Regions from separate parts of the Homo sapiens genome. Here region 1 is linked to region 2. Evidence: chromatin loops called from intact Hi-C (ENCODE). Cell type or tissue: PC-9. All regions are shown on one strand.

Region 1 (8,000 bases), 49 kb before region 2:
ACAGAAGGATAAAACAGAAGAGGTGGCACCAACAGCTTTCTGTGGATGTCACAATGACTATAACTGTTGTATGGTCACCTCTGGCTATAAGGAAGGCTGGAAAATCAATTTTTTTTAAAGTAGGAAAAACAAGAAGCAATAGGGTTGACATACGTGCTGAGTGAATCAACTAACACTATCTTCCATAGCTTCTAGAATAATCAATCTTAATGAATTTTCTTAGGTATGATGATATTTAGAAATAAAAGTGAAAAAAAGCTCCTTAGTACAGTTTGCTGGTTTCCTGGACAGAAGTACAACTTTATGCTGAAGTCTACGTTCACTCATACCTGTTGCTAATAGACTTATGTTCCTAAATCTGTATCACTTATCCACTCAGCATGTGTGTGCATGTGCCTGTGTGTGTATTCCATTTTTTTATTTTTATTTTTTAAATTGAGACAGAGTCTCACTCTGTCACCCAGGCTGGAGTGCAGTGCTGCAATCTCGGCTCACCGCAACCTCTGACTCCTGGGATCAAGCGATTCTCCCACCTCAACCTCCTGAGTAGCTGGGACTACAGGTGTGCGCCACCACGCCTGGCTAATTTTTCTATTTTTATTAGAGATGGGGTTTCCCCATGTTGGCCAGGCTGGTCTCAAACGACTGCCCTCAGGTGATCCGCCTGCCTTGGCCTCCCAAAGTGCTGGGACTACAGGCACGAGCCATCGTGGCCTGGCCCTGTAATTCCATTTTTTAATGAGCAAAATATGTACATCAAAAAGAATCAAGATACACAAAAGTTTTTCTCTCATCCTTGTTCTCTACTCATTCATTAACCTGTCTCAATGCCATCAGTGTTTTCAACTTATTGGGTATTCTTCCAGAGAGAGCTTATATATTCATAGGAATTGTGCAGTCCTCTCTTAAAACCACTGGTTCCATATTTGCACATTTCACAAGCAAGTGACTATGCCAATGTCTTTACCAAGGGAAGAAAAAGTGTTGGATCTTCATTCAACTATTATGTGCCAGCTGCCTCTATACATCCTATCCCATTTAACCTTCATAATGCCTTGCTGAAGTTGATACCTGCATGTTCAGCATGGTAATCTGAGGTTCAGAATATGTCTCAGTCCATTTATATTGCTGTAAAAAAATATCTTAGACCGAGTAACTTATAAAGAGTAGAAACCTATTTTTCACAGTTCAGGAGGCTAGAAGTCCAAGATCAAGGCACTAGCAGATTTGGTGTCTGGTGAAGGCTGGCTCTCTGCTTCACAGATTTTACCTCTTGCTGTGTCCTCACATGGTGTAAGGATGGAAGGCGCAAACTCACTCCCTCAAGCCCTTTTATAAGGACACTAATCCCATGTATGAGGGTGGAACCCTTACAGTGCAATCACTTTCCAAAGGCCCTATATCTTAATACCACCACCTTGAGGTTTAAGTTCTACCGTGAGTTTTGGAGGGACACAAACATTCAAACCATAGCAGGGTAGTTAGATGACACATATTAGGCCAAAGAGCTAATCAAGATTTGAAAGTGGAATTTAAATCTGTGTGCTTTGGTTTGCCTGCCTCTGAAATATCTTTTTTTTTTTTTTTTTTTTAAAGAAAATGATGTTTATTTGGAAATAGAGCATTGCAATGGAAATACACACGCCATAGTAAACTATGTGTGTATTCGGAGAGATAAAAGAAGACACAGGTGTTTTTGTTTGTTTGTTTGTTTTTTGAGATGGAGTCTGTCTTTGCACTGTCACCCGGGCTGGTGTGCAATGGTGCAGTCTCGGCTCAATGCTACCTCCACCTCCCAGGTTCAAGTGATTCTCCTGCCTCAGCCTCCCAAGTAGCCAGGATTACAGGCACCCACCACCACACCTGGCTATTTTTTTTTTTTTAATTTTTAGTAGAGATGGGGTTTCACTATGTTGGCCAGGATGGTCTTGAATTCCTGACCTCATTATCGGCCCACCTTGGCCTCCCAAAGTGCTGGGATTACAAGAAGACACAGGTTTTTTAAAGGAAAAAATGAGGACGATTACGTAGTTGTTTTAAAAGAAATAGCCTTGGCTACATAGATCAGTGGCAAGGGTTATGGCAATCTGAAGTTGGACAGGCGGTTGCTGGGCAGATAAAGCATCTATTTGTTGAGATCCTCTATTCGTGTGTATCTGAGCCCTTGAAGCATCAGGTTTCTGCTGGACGATTGGCTCTCTCTGCCACAGTGGACTACACAGGTCTTCCTCCTCTGCTACTCTGTCTTCTAGCTGATTCTTTAACAAAGTATGCTCAAGGTTGTGAAAGCTTGGCCTCTTTCCTTGTGGCACTTAGAGCCATGATTTGAAGTGAGTTGATGGTCAATAAATGTCCATTAATTAAATTACTTGGCACTCCCTCTGACCTCAGCCTAGAGCCCTTGCTATTGCTTCCTCTGCTCCTAAAACTCCTGCAGCTTTGCTCAATTGTTTTTCTTTTAGGATTTCTCCTTTTACCATACTTATCTCTCTAGAGACTTGTTTCTCGATGTGTGGACCTTGGACCAACAGCATCAACATCACCTAGGAGCTTATTAGAAATCCCAGCACTTTGAGAGGCCAAGGTGGGTGGATCATGAGGTCAGGAGATCGAGACCATCCTGGCTAACACAGTGAAACCCCGTCTCTACTAAAAATACAAAAAATTAGCCGGGCATTGTGGCGGGCGCCTGTAGTCCCACCTACTCAGGAGGCTGAGGCAGGAGAATGGCATGAACCCGGGAGGTGGAGCTTGCAGTGAGCCGAGATCGCTCCACTGCACTCCAGCCTGGGTGACAGAACGAGACTCCTTCTCAAAAAAAAAAAAAAAAAAAAGAAATACAGATTCTCAGACCCCACCCTAGACCTACCAGATGAGAATCTATTTTCACAACATCATCTGGTGGTTACTATGCATATTAATGTTTGAGAAACACTATTCTAGATATGCCTACAGGTGAAGTCGAGTCAGCTGCCTGAGGTCACATTTGAAATGGTTTTATAAGTACTTACAAAATACACAGAATTTCTCCTATGCTCCTGAAAAGCCTAGAAAACTTACTATATGTTCATTAAGAAAAAATTTGCTGACCTCTGCTGTAGAATCTATGCCTTACTGTACTTGAATTTGGGATGGATATTTAATCTTGCTTTTACCCATGTACCATGGGCACGGAGTTGAGTGCTGATTCTGCCATGCTTCTTCTTCTGTGCACTTACCGTGTTTTGTACATTCACATTCATGACTTCACACTATGATTTACATTTTGTTTGTATGTTTGCAGGTATGGTTCTCTACTAGGCAGAAAGCTTCTTGAAGACAGATGAGGCCAGGCTCCCTAGAAGCAGAGCCTGGAATGAGGATTCTTGTTGAGTGAGTCATTGAAGGAGTGCTCTCAGGGAGAACCTGGAAGGGAAGGAGGAAAGCGGGACAGGCTAGAGGAAGAAGCTAAGCAAAGATGTTGTGGCTGCACTGGAGTCTAACTTCACTGTGATTTCTTGGGGTGCTCTGAAATGTAAATAACACTGTAGACTTGCCCCACCTTAAGGCAAGGGGCTGAGCTTTTTGTGCCACATATGTCATTGGCCTGGGCTGGCTGTGGAGGAAGGCATGACCTCACAGGCTTTTCTGGATGAGGCTGCTTCCCTTCGCTGAAGCCACCTGTGAGCCTTTGGCAGCCACTATTCAAGCAGCTGGGGTGGGGAAGAGTCAGTTCCGTTGTGGCTTTTTATTTTAATCTCTGTATCCTTGGTTTCTGGCACTCAGTAAGCATGCAGTAAATCTTTGCTACGTGAGTGAGTCTCTTCCTAATATAATACTTAGTCACCTGTTAATTAAAATAGACAGTACCCATTATCTTTGTTTATGTTCATGCAATTAATAAAGCAAATATTCTTCTGACTAGTTAGTTTAACAAGACTAAATGAGATCATCCAGATGAAGGTACCTAGCAAACTACCTGACATATAATAGGCAACAATAAATGTTAATTTCCCCTTAAGCTTAAATAGGCTATATATATTTTGTTAGGAAGAGTGTTTCCTGTTTATGGCTTGTAACACATTTTAATGAATCAAGAGAGATTTCTGCTATTACCTGTATAATCTCTACTTGAGGTAGAGATCTCTGCTTGAGGTAGAGACCTCAGCTGTGAAGAGGTATAATGATGGTATAATCTGAGCTGTTGTACAAACAGTGATATTAGAAAGTGAAGGAAGTATCAGAGAAAATATGATTAGCTGTTAAAATCATCTACACAAAAATAATGATTGCTGCCAGGTATTTAGTGCTTATTACAGGATAGGCACTGTCCTAGGAGCTTTATGTACTTTATTACCAGGCCCCCAAACTACCCTATAAAGTGGATGCTATAAGAGGTTGGTACACAATAGGTAGACAAAGTATGTAATTAAGATAATAGCAAAACAAGGGCACCAATATGTATATTTTTTTGATATTTAAAAATTAGCATTAAAATAGTAGTTCTGTTAAAAATCAGAATTTTATGGATTTTTTACATTTATTATTATTTTTTAAAACTTGAATTACATAGGGGATTACTACCACCTTTCTAGTGCAGAGGATTTCTGTAAGTCTTAATTTCATTTCCTCTTATCCCTGTGTATTAATTAACCCAGTTTCAGAACTGAGGAAACTGCAACTCAGAAAGGTCAGATAGCCACTGGCTCCATGAAGAGTCAGGAAGCTGGTGACAAAGAAATCGGAGGGCTGGAGGGTAAAAGCAGGCGAAGGTGATACTCAGAGGAGAAGGACACTGGAGAAGTCAGTCCTGAACCCACCAATGAGGTACCGCTGCAGCTATGTCTGGAATTGGCTCAGGCTGCCAATTCCAGAAATCCGGAATGAGCCAGATGAAACCGCTTTAGCAATCTCCAGCAACTACCCTTCTGTCAGAGTCAGAAGCAGAAATCTCTTTTTCCAGTCTTCTTATCTCTTGCCAGTGCCTCCTGTTGATAGAATCGACCGGGAAGTAAGCAGGCGGGAGAGTCTCAGAAATGGAGTTTGCACATACCCAGCCTCGTAGAGGAGAATAGAGAAGCTGGGTATGGGTTAGAGAGATGATATGTAAATAACCAGAACACCTATACAGCTGGAATGTGGTTTGGCCAGGCTATTTCTTTGTAGAACTAATATATTTTATGACAAAACTGTACTATTGAGCTAATCTATGTACTTTACTTGAAAATTCATGTTTGAGTTAATTTACTTTACTTGAAAATTCATGTTTCTTAGGATTGAAAACTGGTTCATTTGTCCTCTGATTTTGGCTTTTTATTCAGCTTTGAATATGATCTTTCAAAACAGAGAAGAAATTTTCTCATATAGGTGACTTTATTAATATTGGCATTGGTGCTCATGGGTTGAAATCTCAGCATTTTGGAACCCTGCTGGGATGTTCTGCTGCTACTCATTATGACATTTTCTCATCCCCCAGAGATAGCCTGTTTGAAACTGAAATAGCAATTTGTATTCCTACTTGCAATATCCCAGTTATTTGGTAGCAATTCTTAAAGTGTGTCTAGAGCCAACTGGCACTGAATTTTTCCATTACTGATACCCTTTTACTCATGATAATTTATGGAACACCACTAAATTAGGTAGTGGGAATACTAGAATAGATAAGATAAAATTCCTGTTAATGGGAAGCTCATACCATAATATTTTACCCACGCTGAGATAGTTTTAGTTCCCTAGCAAACACTTTTCTCATAGAGAAAAATGTAAACTTAGGTTACACAGTTTCTTTTCTTTTTAAAGATACCTATTCTCCATTTTAATCTAAGGAATTCAATACAGAGGAGGGACATTAAAGATGGTAAATTTTGTATCCTAGTATATTCCTGCGATGCTCACTAGTTTAGCTGGATAGTCTTGTTTTATAACATTGGTCCTCTATCTCTTGCTGGAGTAATAATGGCTGAGAAGTAACTGTTGTCTCATAAAGAAGGACATACAGGAATACTGTGACCTGGCCTCATTTTGTTTTTGCTGGCACACAAAGATTATGAGTGTGACAAACAGAAAATTATAAGGGAGAGTGACTCCTTAGCTCCAGATCATAGAATATTCTCCAGCAAGAAAGTATTGGACATGACCAACTGTGAGGCACTTTTCTCTATTTTACACGCTTATTTAAAAAATAATGCTACCCATTACCTACAAAATCAACCAAGAATCCATGGCATGACATTCAAGGCCATTAAACAAAATTCCTGTTAATGCGAACCTCATACCCTAATATTTTACCCAAGCTGAGATCGTTTCTATTAGTTCCCTAGGAAGTCACGTTCTTCCTCCGATCTTTTCTACCATTAACAACTGATTCCTATGACCAAGCTCCAGCTTTGAGCAGTTTGTTAAGCAAAACAACCCTTTTTAATGAAAACAAAACATTATACAGAACATCAAAGTATAACATAAATGCAGAATTGGTCCGGTTAAGAACGATGGAGGATCCAGAATTCAAATGCCTTGTCTTGTTTGTGCTTTGGCCACACAGGCACTTATTCCAAATTCCAGACTGTTCTGGCTAGTCTCAATGTTTCATTTTTGTCTATTTCTTTGACTTTGTCTATGGATTTTTGTTGTTGTTGCTTGGAATGATCTTCTCTAGCATCTTGTGTGCAAATGCTTCTCCAATGTAAATTCCATGTCTTCCAGGAAGCTCTTTATAATTTGCTCCACTTGAAGCCAAGCTAGACCTCCTCTGTGTTTCCAGTGGTAGTATTCAGGGAAGGTTGTTGTACTGCGTTGTGAACCATCTTGAAGTCAGGGACTTCCTGTCTACCTCTGTACCATCATGTTTTGGACACCATATTAGGTACACAAGGATTTTACTACTTTTTCAAAGAGAGCAACATTTACCCTGATGTAGGTTTTTGGCAATTCTCTCTGGATACAGGTGAAGATTTTCCAAATTTATTTTGGTATTTCTACCACATGGTGTTATTTTTATTTCCCCTTGAGGCTCCACTCAAATGCCACATCACAAATAAAATCTTTCTTGAATCTTCCCAGATGAAAGTAATGTCAACTTCCTCTGAATGCTTTAAAACACACTTTCTGTCCCTCTCTGCATTTTCTAGCTTCTGTTATACAGCCATATACATGTCTTATATTCCACCCAATATTGCAAGTTACTTAAGAAAAGGTCTATGTTAAGGAACTGTAAGAGTATCTAATCTACAGTGAAGTCAAACATGGTTTCCAACCCAGGCTTCAAATCTGGGTGGCACTGATCAAAAGACTTGACCTCTCTTTGAATCTCAGTCTCCTCACTGTGAAATGAGGCTAACAATGTCTCCTTCAGAGATTTTTTTGGAGAAGATTAAATTCAACAAGATTAAAATATCTTACCTTGAGCATTCAAAATATAGATTCCATCTCCTAGATTAATTTTGAGACTTTCCTGGAAACTAGTATCATCCCTTGTATGAAGTATATGCTCAATTAATGTTTATTTGCATGTTGAACTGAATTAGGCCAGAGGAATTACTATTCTAGTATATATTAATGAAAGTTATGTGGAAAAAAATGGTTCTGTTGATAAGTTTGGGAAGTGTTGAATTTTATCTGAATAATTTTTTTAAGGATTTAAACATTTGTTTGGTTTTCTAAAGTGAATTATTTGACTCTTTCTTCACAGAGAATCTCACAGGGTGAGTGCCCTTTGCAACAGAGGTTGGGTAATACACAAACAAGGTACTGGCCTTAAAGGAAGTGGAAGGATAGCTTGTGTCTTTTCTATGATAGGAAGGCTGGCAGGCTGTACAGACTCCAAAGGTTGGTATTACCAAGGTAGATTCACCATGGCCCACAGTCTAATCTTATAGGCTCTTAAAGTTGGCTTGTCTTCCAAATGTGGGTTGGAAGCCCATAGAGTCCTCTTGTATAATAGCACTCATCCCAACCATGTTAAAGAAGTTACTGTACCTAGATGGCTTAGAAGAGTGCCTGGCACTGAAGATTTACATACCCCT
Region 2 (8,000 bases):
TATAAAACCCACTTGGTCATGGTGGATTATCTTTTTGATATGTTGTTGGATTAGGTTAGCTAGTATTTTGTTAAGGATTTTTGCATCTATGTTCAACAGGGATATTGGTCTGTAGTTTTCTTTTTTGTTTATGCCTTTCCTGGTTTTTGTATTAGGGTGATAGCGGCTTCATAGAATGATTTAGGGAGGATTCCCTCTTTGTCTTGTGGAATAGTGTCAATAGGATTGGTACCAATTCTTCTTCGAATGTCTGGTAGAATTCAGCTTTGAAACCATCTGGTCCTGGATTTTTCTTGTTGTTGTTGTTGTTAATTTTTAAATTACCATTTCAATCTCACTGCTTATTATTGGTCTGTTCAGGGTATCTAATTCTTTCTGATTTAAGCTAGGAGGTTAGTATCTTTCCAGGAATTTATCCGTCTCATCTAGGTTTTCTAGTTTTTGTACATAAAGGTGTTTATAGTACACTTGAATGATCTTTTGTATTTCTGTGGTCAGTTGCAGTATCTCCTGTTTTGTCTCTAGTTGAGCTTATTTGGATTTTCTCTCTTCTTTTCTTGGTTAATCTTGCTAATGGTCTATCAATTTTATTTATCTTTTCAAAAAACCAGCTTTTTGTTTCACTTTCGTATTTTTTTTTGTTTGTTTCCATTTCATTTAGTTCTGCTCTGATCTTATTTCCTTTCTTCTGCTGGGCTTGGGTTTGGTTTGTTCTTTTTTCTCTAGCTCCTCGAGGTGTGACCTTAGATTGTCTGTTTGTGCTCTTTCAGACTTTTTGATGTATGCATTTAGGGCTATGAACTTTCCTCTTACACCTTTGCTATATCCCAGATGTTTTGATACGTTATGTCACTATTGTAATTTAGTTTGAAGAGATTTTTAATTTCCATCTTGATTTCATTGTTGACCCAATGATCGATCATTCAGGAGCAGATTATTTAATTTCCATGTATTTGCATGGTTTTGAAAGTTCCTTTTAGAGTTGATTTCCGGTTTTATTCCACTGTGGTCTGAGAGAGTGCTTGATATAATTTCAATTTTATTAAATTTATTGAGGCTTTTTTATAGCCTATCATATGGTCTATCTTGGAGAAAGTCCCATGAGCTGATGAGTAGAATGTATATTCTGAGGTTTGTGGGTAGAATGTTCTGTAAATATGTTAAGTTCATTTATTCCAGGGTATAGTTTAAATCCATTTTTTTTGTTGACTTTCTGTCTTGATGACCTGTCTAGTGCTGTCAGTGGAGTATTGAAGTCCCCCACTATTATTTTGTTGCTGTCTATTTCATTCCTTAGGTCTAGTAGTAAATTTGGGAGCTTCAGTGTTAGATGCATATATATTTAGGATTGTGATATTTTCCTGTTGGACAAGGCCTTGTATCATTACATAATGATGTCCTTCTTTGTCTTTTTTAACTGCTGTTGCTTTAAAGTTTGCTTTGCCTGATATAAGAATAGCTACCCCTGCTTGCTTTTGGTGTGCATTTGTATGGAATATCTTTTTCCACCCCTTTAAGTTTATGTGAGTCCTTAAGTGTTAGGTGAGTCTCTTGAAGGCAGCAGATGGTTGGTGAATTCTTATTCATTCTGCAATTCTGTTATCTTTTAAGTGGTGCATTTAGGCCATTTATATTCAATGTTAGTATTGAGATGTGAGGCACTATTCCATTCATCATGCTATTTGTTGCCTGTATACTTTTTTTTTAATCTTTAATTGTATTTTTGTTTTATAGGTCCTGTGTGATTTATGCTTTAAAGAGGTACTGTTTTGATGTGTTTCCAGGATTTGTTTCAAGATTTAGAGCTCCTTTTAGCATTCTTGTAGTGCTGGCTTGGTGTAGTGGCAAATTCTCTCCGCATTTGTTTCTCTGAAAAAGACTGTATCTTTCCTGCATTTATGAAGCTTAGTTTTGCTGGATACAAAATTCTTGGCTGATAATTGTTTTGTTTAAGGAAGCTGAAGATAGGGCTCCAGTACCTTCTAGCTTGTAGGGTTTCTGCTGATAAATCTGCTGTTAATCTGATAGATTCTCCTTCATATGTTACCTGGTGCTTTTCCTCACAGCTCTTAAGATTCTTTCCTTCATCTTAACTTTAGATAACCTGATGACAATGTGCCTAGGTTATGATCTTTTTGTGGTGAATTTCCCAGGTGTTCTTTGAGTTTCTTGTATTTGGATGTCTAGGTCTCTAGCAAGGCCAGGGAAGTTTTCCTTGATTATTCCAACAAATATGTTTTCCAGACTTTTAGATTTCTCTACTTCCTCAGGATTGCCGATTATTTTTAGGTTTGGTTGTTTGAAAGAATCTTAGACTTCTTGGAGCCTTTGTTCATATTTTCTTATTCTTTTTTCTTTGTCTTGTTGGATTGGGTTAATTAAAATCCTTGTCTTCAAGCTCTGAAGTTCTTTCTTCTGCTCATTTGATTGCATTGCTGAGACTTTCCAGAGCATTCTGCATTTCTATAAGTGCATCCATTGTTTCCTGAAGTTTTGATTGTTTTTTATTTATGCTATTTCACTGAAGATCTCTCCCCTCATTTCTTGTATCATTTTAAAAAATTTCCTTAAATTGGGCTTTGCCTTTCTCTGGTGGCTCCCTGATTAGCCTAATAACTGACTCTCTGAATTCTTTTTTCAGGTAAATCAGGGATTTCTTCTTGGTTTGGATCCATTGCTGGTGACCTGGAGTGATTTTTTTTGGGGGTGTTAAAGAGCCTTGTTTTGTCATATAACCACGGTTGGTTTTCTGGTTTCTTCTCATTTGGGTAGACTGTGTCAGAGGGAAGGTCTAGGGCTCAAGGCTGTTGTTCAGATTCTTTTGTCCCATGGGATGTTCCCTTGATGTAGTACTTTCTCTTTTCCTAGGGATTTGCCTTCCTGAGAGCAAAGCTGTAGTGATTGTAATCTGTCTTCTGGATCTAGCCACCCATCAGGTCAACCAGGCTCTGGGCTGGTACTGGGGTTGTCTATACAGAGTCCTGTGATGTGAACCATCTGTGGGTCTCTCAGCTGTGGATACCAGCATCTGCTCTGGTGGAGTTGGCAGGGGGGTGAAATGGACTCTGTGAGGGTCCTTAATTTCGGTTGTTAATGCACTATTTTTGTGCTGGTTGGCCTCCTGCAGGGAGGTGGCACTTTCAAGAAAGCATCAGCTGTGGTAGTATAGGGAGGATCAGGTGGTGGGCAGGGCCCTAGAACTCCCCAGAGTATAAGTCCTTTGTCTTCAGCTCCAGCGTGGGTAGAAAGGACCATCAGGTGGGGGCAAGGCTAGGTGTGTCTGAGCCCAGACTCTCCTTATGGGAGGGTGTTGCTGTGGCTGCTGTGGGGGATGGGAGTGTGGTTCCCAGGTCAATAGAGTTATGTTCCTAGGAGGATTATAGCTGCCTCTGCTGTGTCATGTAGGTTGTCAGGGAGGTCGGGGAAAGCCAGCAGTCACAGGCCTCACCCAGCTCCCATGCAAGCCAAAAGGATGATCTCACTTTCACTGTACCCACCCCCCAACAGCACCGAGTCTGTTTCCAGGCAGTGGGTGAGCAGGGCTGAGAACTAGCTCCAGGCTACTCACCTCCCAGCTATGAAAGTAAGTAGGGCTTTCATGCTTCCCCACCTGTGGAGTCTGCACACAGGATTCATGCCCTCCCTTGAGTTCTGGCCAGGAGATTTCTCATGCGGTTGGAATTATTACAAAGTTCAGCTGGAGGTTTCCTTCTCCTTGTGGCCTTTTCCCAGTCCTTTTCTGGCAGTCCTCCCCAAGGCCCCCTGTGAGGCAAGGCGGAAATGGCTACCCAGGGGACGCAGAGAGCCCACGGGGCTTTTCCCGCTGCTTCCTCTACTCCTGTATTTCGCTTGGCTCTCTAAATTGACTCAGCTCCAGGTTAGATCAGAATCTTCTTCCGTGTTGTAGACCTTCAGGTTCCTTAGTGAGCATGTGTGTTCAGAGGCAGAAGATCCCCCTTTCTCACTTCCAGAGTTTGGGCAGTCACGGTATTTGGGGTGTCTCCTGGGTCCTGCAGGAGCAATTTGCTTCCTTCAGAGGGTCCGTGGGTTCTCTTGGCTTTCCTGAATTATTTCTGCAGTAGTTCTGGAGCAAAAGTTTACAATGCGAGACTACACACACTGCTCTGTCCATCTGAGTGGGAGCTGCAATCTAGTCCTGCCTCTCGTCTGCCATGACCTTCTCAAAAAAACCGATTAATACATTTCATTTGCCTCTGCTCCAAGCCCTTGGTAACCACCATTCTAGTCTTTGATTTTAAGAATTTGACCATTTTAGATGACTCATGGAGGTGGAATCATGTAGTACTTGTCTTTTTGTGTGTAACTTATTTCACTTAGCATAATGTCCTCAATGTTCATCCATGTTGTTGCATATTGCAGAATTTTTCACTTTTTAAAAGCTGAATAGTATTTCATTGTATGTATATACCACAATTTCTTTATCCATTCATCTGTCAGTGAACATATGGGTCCTTTCCTTATCTTGGCTATTGTGAATTTCTTACTCACTGCGATAAACACGGATGTGATAATATCTCTTTTTTAGATCCTGATTTCAATTATTTCAGATATATACCCAAAAATGAGATGGCTGAATCATGTGGTAGTTTTATTTTTATCTCTTTGAGGAACCTCCACACTGTTTTCCATAGCGGCTGTATCATTTTGCAGTCCCACCAACAGCATACACTGGTTTCAGTTTCTCCATATCCTTGCCCACACTTGTTTTTTGTTTAATTTAATTTTTAATTGACAAATTTATATATATTTTTGGTGTACAACATGATGTTTTGATATATGTACACATTGTGGAATGGCTAAATTGAGCTAATTAACATATGCCCTACCTCATATGTTTACCTTTTTTTTTTTTTTTTGTGGTGAGAATGCTTACATTCTACTCTTAGCAATTTTCCGGTGTATAATAACTATAGTCACCATGATAGGCAATAGATCTCTACGACTTATTCCTCCCATCTAACTGAAATTTTGTGTTCTTTGACTAACATCTCTCCAATCCTCTAACCCCCAGTCTCTTTTTCTACTCTCTTTTTCTATTTGTTCAACTTTTTAAGATTCTACATGTAGGTGAGATTGTGTGGTATTTGTATTTCTGTTCCTGACTTGTTTTACTGAACATAATGTCCTCCACATTCATCTGTGTTGTCTCAAGTGACAGAATGCTTTTTTTTTTTTTTTTTTGGTAATAGCCGTCCCGACAATTGTGAGGTATGATATCTTTATAATCAACAATAATGTATTGTATGCCTACAATTTTTTAAGAGGATAGGTCTCACGTTAAGTGCCCTTACGGCAATAAAAAAATATTTCAAAGAAAAGTGACATGTAAATCAGCCCTTGCATGAGATTCTGAGCATCTTTAGGTGGTTTTCTCTGTGTTCTTTGCAGTGCTGAGCAGAATGCCTTTCACATACAAAGGCTCAGGAGGCATTGCCTTCCACCCGTTCCTTTAGAAGTCCTCCATGTGAATTTCTCATGCCTCTTGGAGGCTGCAGTTAAGCAAAGTCTCCATCTAAAGAAACATTCAGGGAGAAAAAGTGGGTATATTGGAAAGAGCAAGGGTTGAAGTCACACGGATCTGGACCGAAATCCTGACTTCGTCATATACCAGCTAGGTGACCTTGGCAGATAATAACCTCTCGGAGCCTCACCATTTTTAGAATAAAATTCAGGAAAATTGAGGGTTGTTGTAAGGATTAAAGGAGGGTAACATATGTAAAGCCTCTCATATTAAATCAATGTTTGTGTCCTGTCTGCTTCCTTCTTTTTGGTCTGGGTATGATAAACTGATTTATGTCTTCCTGAGTGCCACTTCCCGTGCTTCCAGATTGGACACAGTATCATTCAGTGTTCTGTGGATATCATTCAGATTGTGCATGCCTTTGCACGAGGTTGGCAGGGAGCTGATAACTTATTCCAAGGACAGACGAAAAGTGACCAAGGAATATATGGTGGTATCTTCTATGCCATTAATTCCTGCCCTTGTGATTTCAGCAGGTCAGGTGGTGGCTTTATACTTGTGAAAATCCCACCACTATAATCTACCTTCTCATTTGTCATCAAATTTAATCCTTGCATCCAGTACCTAAATGCCCATGAAATATGTAAGCCAAAACAGCCCAGACAGCTGCAGCCAGGGAGGATATTAGTGCAGTATGAAAAATAAGCAAAGCATGAGTGATGGCAGGTAATACGCTACCTACAAATTGCCCTCTTCTTCTCATGTTCCAGTTTGGTAGGAAAAAAAGTACTTAGCCTATGCAATAAATGTCATTGGTTAATTGAAGAGTCTCCATTCACTGAGGTATAATCATGATTTTTTTTTCCCCCTATGAAATCTTCCAAACTATACTTTTGAAATCCCTCTTTCCCCAATGAGTTTCAGAAATGCTTAACACCACCTTAGCCCACATTGCATAACCTTTCACTCACTTGCAGTTTTTAGTCTTCTTTAGCTTCTTAAGGCATTTGTAAAATATCCCTCTTATGTGCTCTCCAAGTCCCCTTTTTTCCCTGCCCCAAGCTTGGGCAGAGGCTGGGGCTGTCTCCGGGACAGCATAAAGAAGGACGTCTGGTTAGTTTGCAGCCAGCCCTCAGCTTCCAGCTTCCCCAGCCCATGTGAACTAGGGATGGGATGGGGCAGAGAGAAGGCACAACTGTGGAGCCTTGTCCTTTTCTCATGGTTCCTACTGCTTCCCTAAGTAGGCTGACCTTTGATTTCTTTTCTGAAGCAGGCCTTTGTGTATTATCCTGATTTTACATCTAGTACTGGTCTGCTTGGCCTGCCACAACAAAACTTCACAGACTTGGTGGCTTAAACAAGGTAAATTTACTTTCTCACAGTTCCAGATCCTGGAAGTTCCAGATGAAAGAGTTGGCAGGGCTTTTCCTGAGACCTGCCTCCTTGACTTTTAGATAATCACCTTTTCTCTGTTTCTCTGCGTGCATTTTTCCCTGTGTGCACGCCCCTGGTATCTCTCTTGTGTCCTGATCCCCTCCTCTTATAAGGATACCAGTCAGATTAATTAGGGTCCATCCTAATGGACTGATTTTAACTTAATCACCTATTTAAAGACCCAATCTGCAAGTACTGTTACATTCCAAGGCACGAGGGGTTAGAACATCAACATATGAATTGTGAGGGGACACAGTTCAATCCATAACATATATATATTCATACATATATAATCATATATATGATATTGGCAACACACATAACTAGTTTTTTGCATATTTTACAGCTTATTAGAAACTTACATTTTTTTGCTTCTTGATACAACTGTAGGGAGTACTTACATTTTTCATGATCAACAGCTGAGAGAAATATCTAATATGATTAACAACAAAGTAATATTCAAAATAATATTGACAAGTGAACAGTGAGCAGAGAAATCAACAGTTAGAAATAAAATTTAACCAGATCAAAGTAAAACCCTGCGCTTAGGAGGGGAAATATTGCAAAATTCTACACACAGGATCCATTTTTCCAACCCATGATTCAGCACCTTTTATGTGCCAGGCACGCTTCTAGGGTTTGGAAGTACAGTGGCTAATGAGATTTTTTAAAAGGAGGGAGAGATAATAAATAAATAAATGTAAACTATAATTGCAGGTAGTACATATATGTTATTGCATATATATGCAATTGTAATGTAATTATAATTGCAGATAGTAACTTATATATGTAATGCAATTATAGTATAATTGTATTATAATTGCAAATAGTAACATGTATAATTGCATTATAATTGCAAGTCATAACATATATATGTAATGCAATTATTATATATATGTGTGCATTAAAACAAATGGAATGAGATCATGGAGTGAGGTGGGACTGAGTTTAGATGAAGGGGACAGAAGGTGGTAGTTGAGTGGAGGTCTGAGAGTGCAGGGGGCAAACCTGGCAAAAGCATCCCAGGAAGATGGATGGAAGGGCCAGGGCAGCCGGCAGAGACCAGCCTCTTATGTGGAACCAA

What was found. Hi-C counts contacts between places; a loop is a spot of excess contacts. Peaks named below come from ENCODE experiments on the same cell type or tissue, not always from the same donor. Only the 100,000 strongest peaks of a DNase experiment are listed, where the experiment ranks them.
Region 1: a loop joins it to region 2, with 2.8 times the contacts of the local background. A loop is called at or near these places in 4 of 110 quality-filtered maps.

What each region holds. Positions count from the first base shown.
Region 1 is chr15:91,404,036-91,412,035 of GRCh38, forward strand. LOC107984778 (a long non-coding RNA gene) reads right to left here. Exons shown (of 5, transcript XR_007064763.1): 4 at 4,800-4,967. Among named protein-coding and RNA genes, the nearest start is that of CRAT37, 55 kb to the right of the region's middle. In PC-9, no CTCF peak of the experiment used is centred here; a DNase peak (open chromatin) is centred at 3,366.
Region 2 is chr15:91,452,876-91,460,875 of GRCh38, forward strand. All of the region lies in intron 2 of LOC107984778 (a long non-coding RNA gene), which reads right to left. Among named protein-coding and RNA genes, the nearest start is that of CRAT37, 6.5 kb to the right of the region's middle. In PC-9, no CTCF peak of the experiment used is centred here; DNase peaks (open chromatin) are centred at 3,576 and 4,266; H3K4me3 peaks cover 1,948 bases; H3K27ac peaks cover 3,787 bases.